4 separate regions of the Homo sapiens genome follow, and regions 2, 3 and 4 are each linked to region 1. The links are chromatin contacts, found by Hi-C or POLR2A ChIA-PET in ENCODE. All regions are on one chromosome and are shown on one strand. Each heading gives the region's core, a stretch centred on a gene start or an enhancer-like site at or near the end of the contact. The rest is flanking DNA. Distances are from core to core; before and after follow the strand shown.

The links. A loop is a pair of places that touch in the nucleus more often than their neighbours do. ChIA-PET counts read pairs that join two places held with the same protein, here RNA polymerase II (POLR2A). Pooled maps may share reads with other maps.
Region 2: a map of CD14-positive monocyte shows a loop between it and region 1 (15-fold over the local background). The contact joins the promoter of DPY19L3-DT here to the promoter of ZNF302 in region 1. A Hi-C loop is called at or near these places in 2 of 168 maps with a recorded cell type or tissue (CD14-positive monocyte and naive thymus-derived CD4-positive, alpha-beta T cell), 1 of 37 single-sample maps with no recorded cell type and 7 of 50 pooled maps. POLR2A ChIA-PET finds 5 or more read pairs at or near these places in 1 of 52 experiments (activated CD4-positive, alpha-beta T cell).
Region 3: a loop to region 1 is called in a map of B cell, with 31 times the contacts of the local background. The contact joins the promoter of ZNF569 here to the promoter of ZNF302 in region 1. A Hi-C loop is called at or near these places in 6 of 168 maps with a recorded cell type or tissue (B cell, CD14-positive monocyte, CD4-positive, alpha-beta T cell and 2 more), 4 of 37 single-sample maps with no recorded cell type and 17 of 50 pooled maps.
Region 4: a pooled map shows a loop between it and region 1 (20-fold over the local background). The contact joins the promoter of PDCD5 here to the promoter of ZNF302 in region 1. A Hi-C loop is called at or near these places in 2 of 37 single-sample maps with no recorded cell type and 7 of 50 pooled maps.

Annotation. Positions count from the first base shown.
Region 1 is chr19:34,676,428-34,679,527 of GRCh38, reverse strand. It overlaps ZNF302 (zinc finger protein 302), which reads right to left and starts at 1,850. Exons shown (of 5, transcript NM_001289187.2): 1 at 1,425-1,850; 2 at 715-791. The coding sequence starts at 723. SCGB2B2 (secretoglobin family 2B member 2) reads left to right here and starts at 2,369. Exons shown (of 4, transcript NM_001025591.4): 1 at 2,369-3,100. It also overlaps the pseudogene ZNF807P and the pseudogene SCGB1B2P. RefSeq lists enhancers at 1-226, 1,084-1,980, 2,112-2,171, 2,222-2,321, 1,981-2,878 and a silencer at 1,602-1,661.
Region 2 is chr19:32,404,061-32,407,038 of GRCh38, reverse strand. DPY19L3-DT (DPY19L3 divergent transcript) reads left to right here and starts at 1,500. Exons shown (of 3, transcript NR_046201.1): 1 at 1,500-2,048. DPY19L3 (dpy-19 like C-mannosyltransferase 3) reads right to left here and starts at 1,269. Exons shown (of 19, transcript NM_001172774.2): 1 at 1,130-1,269. RefSeq lists silencers at 888-1,637, 1,668-1,717.
Region 3 is chr19:37,466,194-37,469,381 of GRCh38, reverse strand. ZNF569 (zinc finger protein 569) reads left to right here and starts at 1,938. Exons shown (of 6, transcript NM_152484.3): 1 at 1,938-2,298. ZNF570 (zinc finger protein 570) reads right to left here and starts at 26. Exons shown (of 5, transcript NM_144694.5): 1 at 1-26. RefSeq lists enhancers at 1-351, 2,068-2,117.
Region 4 is chr19:32,579,619-32,582,594 of GRCh38, reverse strand. PDCD5 (programmed cell death 5) reads right to left here and starts at 1,405. Exons shown (of 6, transcript NM_004708.4): 1 at 1,268-1,405; 2 at 363-400. The coding sequence starts at 1,333. RefSeq lists silencers at 1,404-1,580, 926-1,655 and an enhancer at 1,866-1,955.

The DNA.
Region 1 (3,100 bases), core at 601-3,100:
CTGGAGCGCACAGGAATGAGGAGGCAGAGAAGGAAGGTGGGATCAGGGAGGTAATGGCCTAATTGTACAAATAGGTCATTGCAGAAGTGACTCAGTTAGAACCACTGAAAAATTTTAGGTTGCGGAATGACAGGAATTTATATAACAATAGGACCATGGTCACAGCTGTACTGAGAACAGACTGATGAGGGTTAAGGGCAGATGCTGGGAATCCAGCTAGGAGGCTACCGCAATAATCCAGGTGGCTCGGACTGGGGTGGTAGTGGTGGTGGTGGTGATGGGCTAACTAATGGTCAGATGCTGTATACGGTGTATCGTTTAGATCCAAACTAGAGGACCTGAATATGAGTTATAAGTCAAAAGGAAGAATCAAGGATGACTCCAAACATCTCTTCACTTGAGACCACATGGTACAGTTTTGACAACCATAAACCGAATAACCTTACATTCCAAAGTTGCATTGTGAATTACAGTTTTAAAATGTTGGCAATCTAGAAAGTCTTCTAGCAGAAAACTGTAGAAAAGAGGAACACTGGGTGATGAGGACAATACCTTGGAGCTCTCCTGTGGGCTCCATTCTTCCTATAGTGAAAGGAACCATAGATCTAGTCCCTTAAATGGACTTGATTAGGTGGGAACAGGCAGGAGAAGCAAAGCAAACACACAGAGGCCTAATAAAGTGTTTCAGGAAGATTTGGGGACACACCGACTTACCTGAGACATTATTCTGCAATTTCCAATGGCCAACAGAGTCCCCTTTCCAGGTTCTTATCTTAGAGATGGGCAGTGTCCTGAGGGCACAGAAAGGCAGGAAAAAGCAGTCATGAAAAATCGGGCTTATCTTGCGGCACCTGTCACACACCTTAATGGAAAAGCACACTGGTAATCACTCGCCGGAGCGTCAATCTCTCCCTGGGAAGGAACAGGGTGTTTCTCCGCAAGGGCTATTTACCAGGTGCCACCTGCGGGGAAAATCAATTATTCTGTATACAAAAGACTCATAAAACAACGGTAACAACTTTATCAGCTCGTTCAGTCTTCACCACTTTGCAAGGTGTGCATTCATATTATTCCAGATTTTTTTTTTTTTTTTTTTGAGACGGAGTCTCGTTCTGTCTCCAGGCTGGAGTGCAATGGAGCGACCTCGACTCACTGCAACCTCTGCCTCCCGGGTTGAAGCGATTCTCCTACCTCAACCTCTCGAATAGCTGGGATTATAGACACGTGCCACCACGCCCAGCTAATTTTTTTTTGTATTTTTAGTAGAGACGGCGTTTCGCCATGTTCGTTAGGCTGGTGCGGTGGCTTACGCCTTTAATCCCAGCACTTCGGAAGGCGGAGGCGGGCGGATCGCTTGAGGTCGAGTTCTAAACCAGATTTATTTTTTAAAATGAAGACAAAACTGAAATTCCGAGATACTGAACCCATTTGTTCAAGGTTGCACAACTGAAAGCGCCGGCTTCATGACGACATAACCCAAAAAAAACTGTAGCTGGCGTCTGCTCTCGCGCCCACTTCGCTCTCACAACAGTGCCAAGAGGTCGGCGCCGTCATCACCCCGCGTTTACACGGCTCAACAGGAAGGCCAGGAAATGCCCAAGGCCCCGGCCGTGGTCAAACCGCGCGCGGACCCAGGGCCTTAGCCCCGCCGTCGCCGCGACCCACACTTGCCGGAGTCCTCAGCAGGGCCTCACCGTCCCGCAGGCGCCCCGAGCCCGCGCCTCCGCGGACCTGACGCGCCGCGTAGCTGGTGAGCGGGTAACGGCGGCCGACCTCCGGGAACGACACTGCCCCAAACCGTTCCTTAGCTTGGAAGCCGCCGCCAGGCCTGAAGCTATCGCGGGACTGACCCAGTGCACCGCCCACGGCGAACCACATTTCCCAGAATCCTCCCCCTGCGGTACAAATGTCCCGGAAGCCGCGAACCGCCGGCACCCGAAGACCACACTTCCCAAGGGTCTCTGCGGCTGCGCGGACCTGGTGCGCCGCGGGCAAACCGGTCACGGCTTTGTAAGTAGCTTAACCGCCTGGGGCCGTCGACCTAGAGCCGGCCAGCTAGGACCATGCGCAAATTGTCCTGGGGCACACAGTCGTCCTCTGGTGAACGATACAACTCGAAACCAAGGGACACCCTCTACTTATAAGGGCCATGGCGCCCGGACCAAGAAATTACATTTCCCAGAAAACTGCAGCCGTGCCAAGGTCTTCCGGGTCATTCCTGCGCTCACACAAACGTTTCCCTCCGAGACATGGGCAGCCCTTGCTGGTACCGCGCAAGTGCTCGCCGTTGCTAGCAAAGGGGCTCCTCTCATCCCAAACCCTGCCGCTATGCTGTTCACCTTCAGGTCTTTTTTTTTTTTTTTTTTTGGCACTCATTTGCCCAAGACGATAACTCACAAAACGCCCTGTGGCCCGACTGTCACGACTGTAGTTCGCCAACCAAGGGCATTTCCTGGAAATGCAAGGGGACACGTATCTGTGACACTAATGGCCGTTCTGACGTGCGTTACGCCCCTGGAAGGACTTGGAAATACTGAACTTGAGTGAGCACTGGGAGGATGGAGACCCTCATCCTGGGAGGAGTCACTCCTCCCGCAGCCATCACAGCCTGACGCCCCCTCTCCCCAGAAGTGCTTCTTAGGCCCACCCAAAAGGGCAATGGACCTCTCTGTATGCAAGCCAGAGCAGTCTACTGTTTGTGTATATTTGGGTTGTTTACTTTCTTTTTAACACTTAAATGTTAATTGACTTCAATCATTTTTAAAATTATAAATAGTGTCGCTATAGACTTTTTTGTACTTATTAAGTACTGACCTGCATGATCTTCGTGAAGCAGTGCTTCTGTTACCAGAAAGGGGTCCGGATCCGACCCCAAGAGAGAGTTCTTAGAGCTCACGCAAGAAAAAATCCATGGGAGAGCACAGTGCAAAGCCAAAGCAAGTGTATTAAGAAAGTAAAGAAACAATGGGTACTCCATTGTTAGAGCAGCAGCTTGGGCTGCTGGACTAGGGATACTTGTATTTATTGCTTGATGATGTGCTAAACAAGGGTGGATTATTCATGAGTTTTCCAGGAAAGAGGTGGGCAATTTCAATTTCTC
Region 2 (2,978 bases), core at 251-2,750, 2.3 Mb after region 1:
TTCATGTATTCATTCATACCAAAAAAAAAAAAAAAAGCAGGAAGCCAGATTTAAGTACTGTGCTTTCAAGCACTGGAAATGGAGAATCTGGAACAGAGAGGGAGAAGAGGAGTGTTTAACAAAGTCCTACAGCCACAGATGGGCTTATCCCCCATGTGACCTCATCCTAGAGTCCTCCCTAAGTGTGAGAGGACTTTTTTAAACAATTCATATATTCTAATATGTTAAGGCAGAAAACCAACACATATTTAAGTACCAATTATGTGTCAGGCACTGCAACAGTCCCATGAACTAAGAAAAAAAGTTCCTCCATCAGATCAAAAGGAATGCCATTGTAAACAACTGAAAAGGGACCAGAAGCGATTCTTTATTAATAAGGACGACTAGCGCTAGCCGGGCGAGGCGGCTCATGTAATCCCAGCGCTTTGGGAGGTTGAGGCAGGAGGATGACTTCAGACCATGAGTTTGAGACCAGCCTGGGGAACAGAGCGAGACCCTATCTATACAATAAAATAGCCAGGCTCGGTGGTGCATGCCTGTGGTCCCAGCTACTCCAGAGGCTGAGGTGGGAGAATCGCTTGAGCCCAAGAGTTCGAGGTTGCAGTGAGCCGTGATAACGCCACTGCACTCCAGCCTGGGCGAGACAGCGAGACCCCTGTCTCTAAAAAATAAAAATAAAAAAGCCTAGCGCTCTAGTGAGCATCCCCTGGACGAGGCAGGCACCGGGTCCGCTTACCTACGCGCCACGCCCCTGCACACCTGGCGTCCCCATCAGGTAGGTCTCCAAGGACAGGGGCAGCCGGGAAGTTCAGGCACGCGCCCCAGCTCTCCCAAGACCGCGAGCGGCCGCCGGGGTCGCAGCCCAGGCCCTGCCTCGCCGCACGGCCGACGAGCAGAAGCCGCTCCGCAAACTTGGTCCTTCCGGAGCCCAGCCCGGCCCGCGTCCCGGCAGACACTCCCGCGCTCCGCCCCTCCCGACGCCCCGACGCCGCGGCCGCGCCCCCCGACTGCGCCACGCGGCGGGGAGGGGCGGCCCCAGGGGCTCGGGGCTGTAGCCGAGGGTTCCGCCGGCGCCCGCCCGCCCTCTCGGTAGACCCTCGCCCGCGCGTCCCGGCGCGCCGCCACAGACCTGCGGCCTCAGCCGTCCTCACGCGCGGCTCCGGGAGGGGAAGGAGGCCGACGGGGCTAGGCGGGAACGGGGCCGCGCCACGGGCCGCAGCGCGCCGCGGGTACAAGGAGGGCAGAACCGCCGCGGAGCTTTGTGGAAATGAGGGGCTGGGGGGCGTCAACAGCCCCGGGGAGGGGGCGCGCCGGAGAGGCCGGGCGGCTGCCCCCGCGCCCATAGGCCCCGGGAGCTGTTCGTCAACACTAGGCCCCGCCTCCTCCCGCGGTTCCCCGCCTCGTCTCGTGCTGCGCTGGCCGGAAGGAAGCGGCACACTTCCGCTTGCCTGGTCCGCATTGAGTCCGGTCTGTTCCGGAGACTCTGAGCGCGGCCGCGGAGCTGCAGTGGCGGGGAGTGGGGTGCGGATCTTGTGTTTGCGCACGCAGTCGCCGGCCACCTCAGGCCGGAGCTAGAGATACGGCTCGGGATAGGAGGGCCCGGCGGCTCTGAGGCAGGTTCGCCTCGAGCCGCACGGCCCGGAGCAGCGGCTCCGCGGTGGTCCCCGGGGCTTGAGAGGGGTGCGGGCCTGGGAGCCCCTGAGGGCCTGATTTACGGAACTCCCCCTCCTTCCTCCTTTCTGCCGTTCCCTGCTCTGTGGCGGATGCGCAGGGATCAGTAGGGACGGCAGCAGTAGGGCCACTCGGGCCTGCCCCGCTTCCCGCATTGCCCGGTTTGGCGCGCCGCCTCCGGGCCTTGGCAAAGCCCCAGCGCCCGATTGTCACTGACCAGTGCTTGGAAGTCCTTTACCGACTGCCCGTCAGCGTCCCGCGGAGAGGATTTTGCGTCTCCAAAGACGCCCCTCTTCCGAAAACAGGCTCCTCTGTGTTCTCAGTCGGGTATATTTTTCTGTCTCCAAACTAGATTGGCAGCCGTTTTTTGAGAGCAGGTACTGACTGTGCTTTATTTCTAGATACTTTTCTTAGTCACACCACGGAAAACACTAGGTGGAACCTTTTTTAAAATTATTTTTTACAGGTGAGGCTCTCAGTCTGTCGCCCAGGCTGGAGTGCAGTGGTGCTATCACGGCTCACTGCAACCTCGGCCTCCTGGGCGCAAGCGATCCTCCCGCCTCAGCCTCCGGAGTAGCTGGGACCACAGGCTCGCACTACTATGCCCAGCTAATTTTTAAATTTTTCGTAGAGATGGGGGTCTTGCTTTGTCGTCCAGGCTGGAGTGCAGTGGTGTGATCGTAGCTCACTGCAACCTTAGTCCCCTGTGCCCAAGTGACCCTGCTTCCTCAGCCTCCTGAGTAGCTGAGATTCATTTTAATTTTTATAGTGATGGGGTCTCGTTGTGTTGACCAGTCTGGTCTAAAACTCCTGAGTTCAAGCAGGCCTCCTGCCTCAGCTTCTCAAAATGTTGGGATTACAGGCTTTAGCCACTGCAGCGGGCCCATCAAACGTTGTATTTGTCAGTACATAATTTACATGTTAATTGATTTTTGTTAAAGGGATGGCCATCTGGGACCTCCACCCGTGAAAAGGCGGCTCATTGGTCTGACTCCAACACTAAATTACGCCATCCAGGAAGCCTTTCCTAGTCACCTCTGTTGGAGATCGTCCTCCTTTGTGTGTCGGTTGTTAGTAAAGAGCACACGTTCTGTGGAAAGATGTTGAGGTATCTGCTGGATGGCTTTGATAGAAACAAATGTCAGCTGTTTTTTCAGATGGCATTTGTCTTGTTTCAGCCTGGTTGTTGGTAGCTTTTCTGTCGCCTGGCTTGAGGGCAAGGACTGTATGTTTATTTTTCACGTTAAGATGCCTTTATGTGCATGTGTCTGTTTCATGAATACATAGGTGAATTGAGTTCCCCTTAA
Region 3 (3,188 bases), core at 689-3,188, 2.8 Mb before region 1:
CAGCCCTTACGGGCCCGGAAAGAAGCGCCTCAGCTGCCTCCGCCCCCGGAGGACACAAAGGGGCCGCCGGCCCAACTCCCGCGGGGTCCGCTGGGAAACGTAGTCCGGAGTAGAAAAGGTCGCGGCGTCGCAGTGTCTGGCAGCAGCGGTGCAGCTCCGCGCAGGGTTTGTAACACGGCCTCCTCCCCACCAGGTCCTCCCACACTGGCCTCTCCCCGGCCTTCCAGAGAGCCCGAAAGTCCGGATTCCCTGCAGCTCCGAGCCTGGCCCGGTCACAGGGACGGGGCCCAGCGTCACACTACACGGGCTGGTGTGGAAGTGCGCAGGCACAAGCGCTCTGCGCGCCTCCCTTAGCAACCAGGGCGGGGAGTTGAGAATCGCAGGTTGGCCGCAGGGAAAAGGTTTGTGCGTGGGAACGCGCTAGTGGCGCGTCTACTCAAAATGGGTGGGAGGCGAATTCCTAGAATTGTGCTGGATACCCGAAAAAAATTGGGAGGGGAGCGGGGTGGGGGGGATGCAGGGTGGTAAACTGCGCAAGCGCACTACACTCCTGGCAGTCTCCCACCCGCTACCCTCAGCCTGGCACGGTGGCTCACGCCTGTAATCCCAGCACTTTGGAAGGCCAAGGTGGGCAGATCACGAGGTCAGGAGTTCGAGACCAGCCTGACCAACATGGTGAAACCCCGTCTCTACTAAAAATACAAAAAAATTAGCCGGGCGTGGTGGCACGCGCCTTAAGTCCCAGCTACTCAGGAGGCTGAGGCAGAAAAATTGCCTGAACCTGGGAGGCGAAAGGAGGCGGAGGTTGCAGTGAGCCGAGATCGCGCCACTGCACTCCAGCCTGAGCGACAGAGCAAGACTCCGTCTTAAAAAACAAACAAACAAAAACCTCGTGACCTCAAATGATCCGTGCGCTTTGCCCACCCAAAGTGCTGGGATCACAGGCGTGAGCCACCGCGTCCGGCCTATTATCTCTTTATTAAAGGTATTAAGACCGGCCCCGTGCGGCTCATGCCTGTAATCCTAGCACTTTTTGAGGCCCAGGCGGGAGGATCGCTTGAGCTCAGGAGTTCGAGAGCAGCCTGGGCAACATAGCGAGACCTTATCTCTACTAACAAACAAACAAAAATCAGCCGGGCGGAGTGTCCCTTGATTGTGGTCCCAGTTACTCGGAAGGCCGAGGCAGAGAATCGCTTGAGCCCGGGAGTTCGAGGCTGCAGTGAGCCAACATCGCGCCGCTGCACTCTCCAGCCTGGGCAACAAAGTGAGGCTCTGCCTCAAAAAAAACAAAACAAACAAAAAAAAAAAAACACGAAAGGCATAGAGAAGTTAAGTACCTAGTCTGAGATGACACAGCTAGTAAGGCCAAGTCTGTTTAGAAGTCAGGCGGTCTGGCCACACTACTTTTCGCTCACGATCCCGGGTCATGAAATCCAATAACACTGTCACACTCACAATCGAGAAGTCCAGAAAGAACAAATACATGCACATTGTCTCTGACAAAACTGCAAGGTCAGAATCAAACAGCCACGAGAATATAAAACGCGACCATGGTCACACAAAAGGTCGCATATTCGCACGACCTCAGATGTCACTGGACAGGGTCTCTCGCCCTGGAAACCCCACTCCAAATTCCATGGCCGAAGTTTCACACATACAGTCACACTACGTCACTCCTCCCTCTTCTAGCCGCTGTCAGGACCTTAAGGCTCCAGCTGACCCGGCCTTCACTGGCCCTGGAGCTCTCACCACCTTCACCCCGCTGTATTCTAGCCTCAGGTAGAGACCCAAAAAGACGGAACTAAACACACTGAGCCGGGCTTCCTTCACGGACCTTGCGAACCTGCAGCTCCAGCCGACTGTAAGAAGGAAGTGCCTTTTTGCAGGTGGGGTCGGGGAAGTAGGGCCGCGAAGGCCTCTGGGAAATGTAGTTCGGCGCAGGAAGCAGCGGAACGATTCGATTCTTCTCAGCACCAAGTTGCGCTCCCAATCTCTCAGAGCTGGGCTCGCGGGAGGCCGCTCGTGCAAAACCTAGGCTGAGCTCCCCTGCGCGGAGCTGTGAGCCCTGGAACACCGTGGTCTGCTTCTCAGGACGCGCAAACAGTGAAGCCAGTCCCGCCCGGGTGAGCCGCGGGGGCCTCTGGGAAGCGTCGCCCCTGGTGTAACGGACCGAGACTTGTGGCGCTCTCAGCCACCGACAGCGCCGGCCTCAGTGCCGCCTCTGTCCCAGCCCGCGCCGGCTCTGCCACTTTGGCAGCGTTAAGTGTGGAATCGGGGCCTGTGTCCGCGGGCTTGGTGGTGAGTCCTCGGGAAACCGCTAGCTCTGAGCGCCGGACTCTTTGTGCTGGGTGGGAGTGGGGGCCCGCGGTCCTGGTGCCCCAATCTTTGGAGGAGGACGCCGGGCGGGGCGATGCCTGTGCTTGTGGTTCCCTGAGGCAGTGGGAGTGGCGTGTGAAGGACTGTGAGAGTCTGGCGTGAAGTGACTGTCATTTGCCAGACATTCGTCTGGCTGAGTGTGGCCCCGGGATCGTGTCCGTAAGCGGATTTCGTGGAGGCGCTTTCCCTTTTATCTTTCAGTATGAACCTGCGTGCAAACGTGCATGACAGTGGGATCTTGAATGAATGAAAAACTGTGGATACAAGGTAGGGTGTGCTTGTGGGTGTAGATGTGTGAGACTTGGCGTTTGTGCCAGCGCTGCATGTCTTTAGCTTTGGTCATTGGAAATACGTTGTTTTTTTGTTTTTGTTTTTGAGATGGAGTTTCGCTCTCGTTGCCCAGGCTGCTGGAGGGCAATGGCGCGATCTTGGCTCACCGCAACCTCCGCCTCCTGGGAAGAAGCAATTCTCCTCCCTCAGCCTCCCGAGTAGCTGGGATTACAGGCGCACCACCACGCCTGGCTAATTTTGTATTTTTAGTAGAGACGGGGTTTCTCCATGTGGGTCAGGCTGGTCTCGAACAACTGACCGCAGGTGATCCACCCGCCTCGTTCTCCCAAAGTGCTGAGATTACAGTCGTAAGCCACCGCGCCCGGCCGGAAATATGTTTTTATATGAAACATCGATATCCCCAACACTTTAATATTTATTTATTTTTAATTTTATTTTCGTGTATTAGCTACGTTGTTTTGTGTACTTACTAAACTCATTCTCCTCCTTCCCTACTCCACCCCATTTGGGGAGTGGAGTGG
Region 4 (2,976 bases), core at 156-2,655, 2.1 Mb after region 1:
GATAAAACAATCAGAATAGCTTACCAGTTAACACTTATTGAGCACTTACTAAGTGAGGCACCGGACTCACGTCACCCCCACAGCCGAGGAAACTGCCACAGCTGCCTATTATCAGGCTCATTTTTAAGGTACTCACATTGTAGCAGAGAAACATCAACCAGTAATTGCAATACAAGGTCTGATGTGGAGCTGCACACGTGTTTATTTAACAATAATGAAGATACCCTGCGGATGATTTTGGCCAAATCACCATTCCAGCAAAACAAAAAAATCTGAGTCACACACCTGCTTAAAATAACTACAGCAAAAGAAATCCATTTGGTGAAACCACCCTTCAAAAAGTTCACGTTTCCAGCCCATACCTGTGCTTTGCTTCCTGTTGGGCCGCATCACCAGGATCCTGGAAAAAAAAAACTTAAATTTAATAGAGAAATTTCACGGGAGGCGGCGGGAAAAAGGAACGGTTCTGTTGTTTCCTATACATAACAGTCTCTTGCGGTGGTAGAAACAACTCCCCAAATAAGAAACTGGGCCTCACAGAAATCAATGAACTAGTTCCCACTTACAACGTTTTGATGAACGTCTAAAACCACAACCTCAGAAGGCTTTGGAATACAGAGCACCCTGGGGAGGGGAATCCCTGTATTACGAAACCGTGTTTCACATGTAGGAATAATTTCTGGAAAATAAAACGGGCCTCGGTATTAGGGACAACGATAACTCAAAGACTGCGCCCTCCGTCCCTAAGGTCCCGGTCCCTTATCAGAAACGCCTCTCCGGGCGTGTGATCCATCCAAGCTTCCCAGGCGGCCCCTCCCTGTCATCCCGGCGGGGCAAGCGTTCCTCCGACCCTGCCGCGCTCTCAGCACCGGGAACACAGCGGACCCTCAATACCTGTCGGCTAAACTTGGGTCATAACAACTGAACTCCGGAAAAACTGAATTCGGTCCGGCTGCTGGCTCCAAAAGCTGAGATTGTGCTTGGATCCAGGCCCGCCAGGACGAGCCCGCTCCAGGCTAGGGGACCCCACACCCCAACGCCAGGGCAGGTCCCGCACGTGGCGGCCCCCGCCGCCAGCCTCCTGGGCCCCTCGCGACGAGGAAAGCGACGAGGCCACCTCTGAGCCGGCCACGAGGCCGCCAGGGCAGCGCAGGGGACCGGGGCCCCGGGGAGGCGCCCAGAGCCTCCGCCCCGGAGGCGCGCCCTACACTCCGGGCGAGGGCGGCGCCCCGCGAGGGCCAAGCCTGGCGGGGGCTGATGCGCTCACCCCGTGTTTGGCCTGCAGCTCGGCCAGCCTCTGTCTCCTCAGCGCCTCAAGCTCCTCGTCCGCCATGGCTCGGCGTCAGCGCTGGAGCAGCCGCGGTCACTCTCGCAGCCCCTCGGCGCGAGCGCGGCCTTGACCACTGCGCAGGCGCTCGCGGGGCCCAGGCGCCACCAATCCAGCCCGGAGCCACGCCCCGCGCCGCTGCCAGGGCGCCGGCAGAGGCCCGATTCCCCGATTTCAGGCGGTCGAGCTTGGGCGCACGGAGGGGCGGGGCCTGGGGCGGGGCCTCCGGGATCCACCTCCCACCCGTGATCGGCGCCTCTGCGTGCAGGGACTTGGGCTGCGCTGGGGCGGGGCTGCGCTTTGGAAAGGTTAAAACCTGAAAGTGTGGCATCAACAAGTATAATAATTATGGGTGCAATGTGCTGGTGACCTAGAGGGTTAGGCGTATATTATCTCTATTTATAGATGAGGAACCAGGGGCGCAGGAAGGCTGAGTGGGGTGATGGAAATGTCCTAAAGCTGGATCGTGGCGGTGGCTGCCCGGCTCCTCGGTGCACACAGAGGCCGGCCGGTGGCTCGCCGCCTGTGGTCCCGACGCTTCGGGAGGCGGTAGGGTCATTTGAGGTCAGGAGTTAGAGACCAGCCTGGGCAATATGGCAAGAGCCTATCTCTACTAAAATTTTAAAAAACTAGTTGGGCGCGGTGATGTGCACCTGTAGTCCCAGCTACTCAGGAGGCTGTGTCAGGAGGATCGCTGGAGCCCGGAAGTTCGAGGCTGCAGTGAGCCTTGATCTCGCCACTGCACTCCAGCCTGGGAGACACAGCCAGACCCTGTCTCTAAAAAAAAAAAAAAAAAAAAAAAAAGTGCACATCTGCCTCCTCGCCATCTGCCTCCTCCACGCACAAAAGGGCTTTTCCTGGGAGGATACTGCAGTGGGCAGCTGTGGCTGGTGTAAACTCTTTGGTGGAACAAATCCCTTCTGCCTTTGACTTGGGGGAATTGGGGGCAGAGAGGATATTCAGCTACCTAAACGTGTGACTCATACAGATTCTGTTTGTTTGTCTGTGTGTGTGTTATTTTATTTTTTACATTAAAAAAATACAGATGGGGTCTCGCTATGTTGCCTAGGCTGGCCTCTATCTCCTGAGCTCAAGCAATCCTTTTGCCTCAGCCTCCCAAACTGCTAACATTACAGGCATGAGCCACCACACCTGGCCTGTGTGTTTTAATTGTGGCAAAATATACACAATACAAAATTTACCATTTTCACCATTTTTAGGTGTACTTTTCAGTGGTATGAAATGCATTATCGTGCAGTTGTCACTCAATCTCAGCTCACTGCAACCTCCACCTCCCGGGTTCAAGCGATTCTCCTGCATCAGTCTCCCAAGTAGCTGGGACCACAGGCGTGCACCACTGTGCCCGGCTAATTTTGTATTTTTTAGTAGAGATGGGGTTTCACCATGTTGGTCAAGCTGGTCTCGAACTTCTGACCTAAAGTGATCCACCTGCCTTGGTCTCCCAAAGTGCTGGGATTACAGGCATGAACCACCTTGTCCACCATCAATCTCTACAACTTTTTTTTTTTATCATCCTGAACTGGAACTCTACCCAGTAAAGATTTAGGTTGGTGTGAGGGGCCTCTAATGGGAATGGGTGGGGGTGGGAGGGGTCTGAGAATAATAATCAGTCTCCACCCATTCTCATT